2 separate regions of the Mus musculus genome follow, and region 1 is linked to region 2. Evidence: chromatin loops called from intact Hi-C (ENCODE). Cell type or tissue: gastrocnemius. All regions are shown on one strand. Links, peaks and the distances in the headings refer to the core of each region. The heading gives the core; the rest is flanking DNA.

Region 1 (2,916 bases), core at 177-2,676, 75 kb after region 2:
GGCTACTGGCCACAGGTGATCATTGTTATTTAAACTGTGTTTGGTGTGACTGAGAATCTGGATCTCAATATTTATTTGCTTTTAATTAATTTAATTAATATAAATGTGATAATGCATACTTAGTAATTTATTAGACTAAAAGTTTAAATGTATTTGGGACAAATTGGCTATGTGAATCATTTTTAAGGCAAATTTTTGGAAATCAAAGTAAAATAAAATATTTCTGATGAAAATTTGGCTTCTGATTTGTAGTATACTACAAATGTAAAGTAGATATTGGATTTTGAAGACTCAATATAAAAGTAGAATATATCAGTGATATTTTTATATTGTCTATGTGATATGGCAGTAATATTAAGATATTATTTTGAAATAGAATTAAATAAAATATGGATGTAATTGTCTCTTTATTTTTTATCTTTTTTTCAAAAATGACTATTTGAAATTTAAAATCATATGCTGCATTTCTGCTGAATAATAGTTTTTAGATTTGGCTGGCTCTCAGAGCTATCTTTTATGAAAGTATTATGGCAATGCTTTATGAAAATATAGGCTTCAAGGTATTCTGGATTTACAAAGTGAATCCACTAAATCTAAGCCTACTTTATATAGGGTTCTTGAACACTTTAACCTCCCTTCTGGTCTACCAACCAGAAGTAGGGAAAAAGAAGGTTTATACAAAAGGGGGTTATGAACCTGTTTAGAAGTAGTTCTTTGGGGGCAATTCAGCTCTTCGTTGTCCAGATATAAGCAGTCCAATCCAATAGTATATACCACACACAATCAGTAGCAGCAATCTAGTCCAATAGCAAACACCAAACTGGAATCAGTAGCATTGGATCTGTCCAGCAGAAACTGCAAGGCTCATCTGAATCATCATGAGTCAGCAGAAGTAGCACAAATTATTCAGATACCTTGGGAAGTTCTTTGGTGCAAGTCTCTTTCCAAAGTCAAGATGAGCAAAAACCAGGGAAGACCAACAAAGTGTTGCAAGGCATAGCAATGCAAGAGCATCCTTTCACTGTCTGTAGGGTTCTACTTACACTCTTTCCAAACATCACATGCCATCTCAAGCATCTGCTTCAGTAAAACATCCCCTCACATGGCTATTTCAGCAAAACATTCTTTCACAAGACATTTTCCAGAAAAACATCATGTGACATAACTGAGTTTCCAAAGAAACTAGAAATTTCTACTTCAGTCCCTAAAAGTGAGGAGTTGAGAAATTTTTCTCTCTATAGGATTCTGTAGGTGATTCTGAAGCAACGCTGAGCCCCACTGACTGAGGACCACTGGTCTATATTACATTACTGTCACAGGGCTGTGCATACTAAGCTACTAAGTTCACATTTGTTTCTACTTAAAGTTTGGAGTTAGAAGAGACAGCCCAGAGCTCTCTAATTTTGATTCATTTATTGATATGTTTACCTATCATTTGTCTCAAGAATTTTATTCTTACAATAATATGAACATTTCTTCTTATGGCACAGTGGCACAGGGACCATAAGAAAGTTGTTGTACATTGGAAATCTGCTTGGTGTCAGATTCCAGACAGTTGACCATTACATTTCTCCCACAGGGATACCCAACAGTGTGAGTCTGTGAGAAAGACAGGCTCACATTACTGGCATCATCTGACATTTAATGGTTAATAGGTGTTGTAAGCTCCAAGTTACATGATCATCTTTATTGTTATGTTGAAAGGCCTTAACCATACTGTGGAGTAGATGAGGGCCTTTAAAGAAATAATTAAGTTTAATGAGTCTAGAATATGTCTTCAATCTATTATGATTTTGGGGAATGGGGGAGAGAGAAGAGATGTTTACATTGGAATGACACAGTAAAGAGGAGACTATTGAAATAGTTTTCATAAGAAAAGAAATCTTGACCTAGAACACCTGGCCTCCAAGACAGTAGGCATTTCTGTTTTTTAAACTATCAAGCATGTGGTTATTTTGTCATAGCTGCCCAGGCCAGCTTGCCATAGGTCATGTGACAAATTGGTTGTAGAATTGTACTGTCTGCCTATTCAGAATGACTTCAAAGCCCACACTCTGAAGACGTTTCCTTCCTTTCGGATAGTGCTAGATGGTTTTTATCTAGGTCTGGAAGACACTGATGTGGATTTGAACCATTGGGACATAAGTCAAGACATACATATTTTACCTTTTCTTGAGTATAAGCCCTATGAGATCTGGCCTCTGGTGGATTTTGCATACTGTTGCATACTCTTGCTCCTCCTCACCAGCAATGATGTTTTTTCAGGGTGAAATAGGGGTATGCTGAGTGAATATCTATTGGATGGGCTGAATAAACAGAAAACGAGAGGCAACTGATGGCAGATAGGTGGTGCCTCAGACCCCACTCTGAGGAATATCCACATTCGGGTCATGGTATCCCAGGTTTGCATTGACAAACACAGCGACTGGGAGCCTAAGTACTGCTTACAGGGAAGCCAGCAGGCATAGAAATTTGTAAAAATTAGTTATGCGATGCTACTGGTGATTCAGAAAGGAGAGCAAAGCAGTAGGAAGCCCCTAGAATCAGGGAGACCGGCCTGGAGGCTGAGCAGAGACTGAGCAGGGAGACCGGCCTGGAGGCCGAGCAGAGACGTTAGCTTGGCTGTCGGAGGGGAAAGGACACTTGAGGCGTTGCAGGGAGAGCAACGCAGAGAGCACTGAGGAGCAGATGACTGACAGGAGAGCGAGATGAAAAGAGTTAAAGGCAAGTCAGGAGCGCTTTGCCTAGGCCATGCTAGGCCCGCAGAGGCCGAGTTACTTGTTCAAAGCCACATGCTTCTCATCTGAGGAGTCTTTTATTATTTGTTTCCATATTGAGCGTCTGTTCTTTCAGAAGCTTAGAATCTTGTGCTGGGATTTGGTTTACACGTCTGGACTGATAAATTTTGACTGTCAG
Region 2 (2,916 bases), core at 315-2,814:
ACAGGGCTATAATACTGAAATAGTATATACAGGGCATCAAGGCTGAAACTCAAATATGATTCTTGTATCTATCATGTGGCTAAGCCACTGGTTCAAACACTTTCCTCGAGTCACATGACACCTCTTTACCCTCCATTTCAAAAACCAAAAAGAGCTCTCCCCACCCCGGCATCCTCAAAGGAGGTATGAAAGGCCAGCAGCTCAAGTCTCAAAGCCAATATAATACTTCGGCTGTGACAAATTGTTCTCGTTTCTAGACGTCTGTCACAGGCTAGCGGACTGCTCTCAGAAAACAAGCTAATCCTATACATCCAAGCGTTAGGTGCTTTCTGTTCACACACAAAGACAGTCTAAGTCTCATCCGGAGTTCCCCTGAAGCCAAATACTAGGAACAGCTTTAGCAACACGGCGTCTGGAACAATCGAGAGAGCGCAGGGGTGGGGAGGGGAACATTGGTGTCAGCGTACTTTTTTTTTTTTTAAACTTGCTGCTTAGGTTAGAACCGCTCTCGAATTTAAAAGGGCACACAAAAAGTTTTCCCCTGCACTCTGGGAGTTTGAAGGGATTTTCTCTTTTCTTCTTTTCTTTTCTTTTCTTTTCTTTTCTTTTCTTTTCTTTTCTTAATTTAAGCTGGAAGGGACGGGAAAACCCAGCAGGCGATTTCCTTCCCCGGACAGGGGAAAACACCAGGTGAGGAAGAGAGGGGCTGGGGAGAGGGATGCCGTGTGCCGGAAGGCGACAGAAACGCCAGGAGAGGCTCCTAAACCAGGGGCGGGTTCAGGACCTGTGGGGCTAGAGCAGGGGAGACCCGCAGTCCCGGGGAGGGCACAGAGGGCTCCTCCGGCTCGTGGGAGGACTGTGGGCGCATCCTGCACCTGTCAGGCGACAGGGACAGAGGTGGCTTTGTGCTGAGACAGGGGGTCCCAGGGCTACCCAGACGAGAGGGGGCAAGGGGGCGGAGTCCCGGACCCGAGGGAGGACGTGGAGATGGCCAGTCCTATCTGTGGGAAGCGAGGGCTCGCGGCGACAGGTCCCTGTCCCGTGGGGAACCGGGGGTGACTCTCCCGGGCCCGCGGCCGCCGGAACTCTAGTTCGAAGCCGCTCACTCACCGATCGTACACGCTGAGACTTCACAACCAACTGGGAAGGCTTCCCCGGGCTGCGCCGCGTCGCCTACATACACGGCACTCCGAGACCAAGTGGCTCCGACGCCAAACTCCCGGCTCGTGGGCCGCGGCTGCTGCGTCCGCCGACGGCCGGAGCCTCAGCCCCAGCCGCGGCCGCCGCTGCTTCCGCCTTCTCAGCTCGCTAGGAGCAGCAAGGGGAGGGGAGCGCGCCCCGGGACAAAGAGGCCCCGCGGGAGAGGCCGCCCCCTGTCTGTGGTCCTCCACGCTGAAGCCTTACCCCGCCCTTCCTCGCAAAGAAGTTTTCTCAATAGGCAGAACCTTACATTAATCACGTAGCCCTTCCTCGGACCAGTGCAAAACAGTCGTCTCATGCATGAAACATTTCTTCACAATTGCTGCCATCTGCATGATCCCATTCTCCAACATTGTCACGGGAGAGCTATTTTGAGTTCTCAGTTTAACTGGATGCAAATATCTACGGATTGTAACTGGCACAATGCAATAGATGCCCAAAAGATTTTCACCCTCATCTGAAAATTTGACTCATCTTCTCCATCTGATATGAAAGGTATTATTGTGTATTAAGGCTGTTAGGTAAGGTAAGTAGATACATGTAAATAAGTTATTTAAAATCATCTAGGAAATAATATGTGCAGTAAATATCAATAATACTATCTTTTGCTGACATCTTAGTAGAAGGATTCTTTCAAACATAAGAATCTAGTACAACTCAAACTCAATTCTTCCTCTATCCCCTTTAAAAAGTGCTTTGAAATGTTTAAGGCATGAAGAGTATAAAAAGCTACACCCAGGCTTCTGTGTGCTCATCACGCAGTTTAAGAAGTAGAAGGAAGCAAGTTGAATTGCAATACTCTGCGTATAGCTGTCCCCTCCACTTATATAAGTAAACTCCTGAGGTATGCAAAAAGGGATCATCTTACAAAGTCAGTGGTGGGTAAAGGACCAGTGAGATGTCTCAGCGGGTAAAGAAACATGACTTTAGTCCTGACGATATGCGCTGGAACTCCAGAACCTACACCGTAGAAGAGAACCTATTGCCAAAAGTTGTCCTCTGAACTACAAGTGCACACAATGGCATGCACATAATGCACATGTGTGCAAGTGCACGTACATACACATACACACACACACACATGCGCACACTACAAAAAAGAGAGAGAGAGAGGCACAGAGAAAAGAAAAGGCAGGGCATTGGATTTCCTTCATTTATTAGTGTGACCTCTGGAGCAAGTTAGTCACGTGACAGACATTACAAGCTTCCACTTCCTAAATCATAGAACAGGTTTACATCATGGGTGGTACCTTACACACTGTTGTCAAGGTGAACTAATAAAAAAAATTGATGTGGGAGAACTTAGCAAGAGGCTTTCAAAAAGATCAGGTGTTCTGTGTTTATTTCTTTTTGTTTTTGTTTGTTTGTTTGTTTGTTGGTTGGTTGGTTTTTTAACACAGGGTTTCTCTGTGTAGCCTTGGCTGTCCTGGAACTCACTTTGTAGACCAGGCTGGCCTCGAACTCAGAAATCCGCCTGCCTCTGCCTCCTAAGTGCTGGGATTAAAGGTGTGCACCACCACGCCCGGCTCTGTGTTCATTTCTTTAAACTGTTTTTCTGAATGTTCTTGGGGGGGACCTCATCCTAATTCTGCAAGTCCTATACACACCCTACTACTTTTTGTATAATAGAGAGTCTTGGGCATAGGGAACGTATACATCTCTGTCTGCTTGCAGTCAGGCAGGGCCATGAGAAAGTCAGGACTCGAGCTGTGATGG

What was found. A loop is a pair of places that touch in the nucleus more often than their neighbours do. Peaks named below come from ENCODE experiments on the same cell type or tissue, not always from the same donor. Only the 100,000 strongest peaks of a DNase experiment are listed, where the experiment ranks them.
Region 1: a loop joins it to region 2, with 7 times the contacts of the local background. A loop is called at or near these places in 2 of 42 quality-filtered maps.

The regions. Positions count from the first base shown.
Region 1 is chr2:101,601,252-101,604,167 of GRCm38, reverse strand. The region is part of intron 2 of Iftap (intraflagellar transport associated protein); the gene reads left to right. Among named protein-coding and RNA genes, the nearest start is that of Rag2, 22 kb to the left of the region's middle. In gastrocnemius, for the core only: no CTCF peak of the experiment used is centred there; no DNase peak of the experiment used is centred there; H3K27ac peaks cover 506 bases.
Region 2 is chr2:101,676,815-101,679,730 of GRCm38, reverse strand. It overlaps Traf6 (TNF receptor-associated factor 6), which reads right to left and starts at 1,311. Exons shown (of 7, transcript NM_001303273.1): 1 at 1,111-1,311. In gastrocnemius, for the core only: a CTCF peak has its summit at 1,380; DNase peaks (open chromatin) are centred at 809 and 1,333; H3K4me3 peaks cover 1,565 bases; H3K27ac peaks cover 1,399 bases.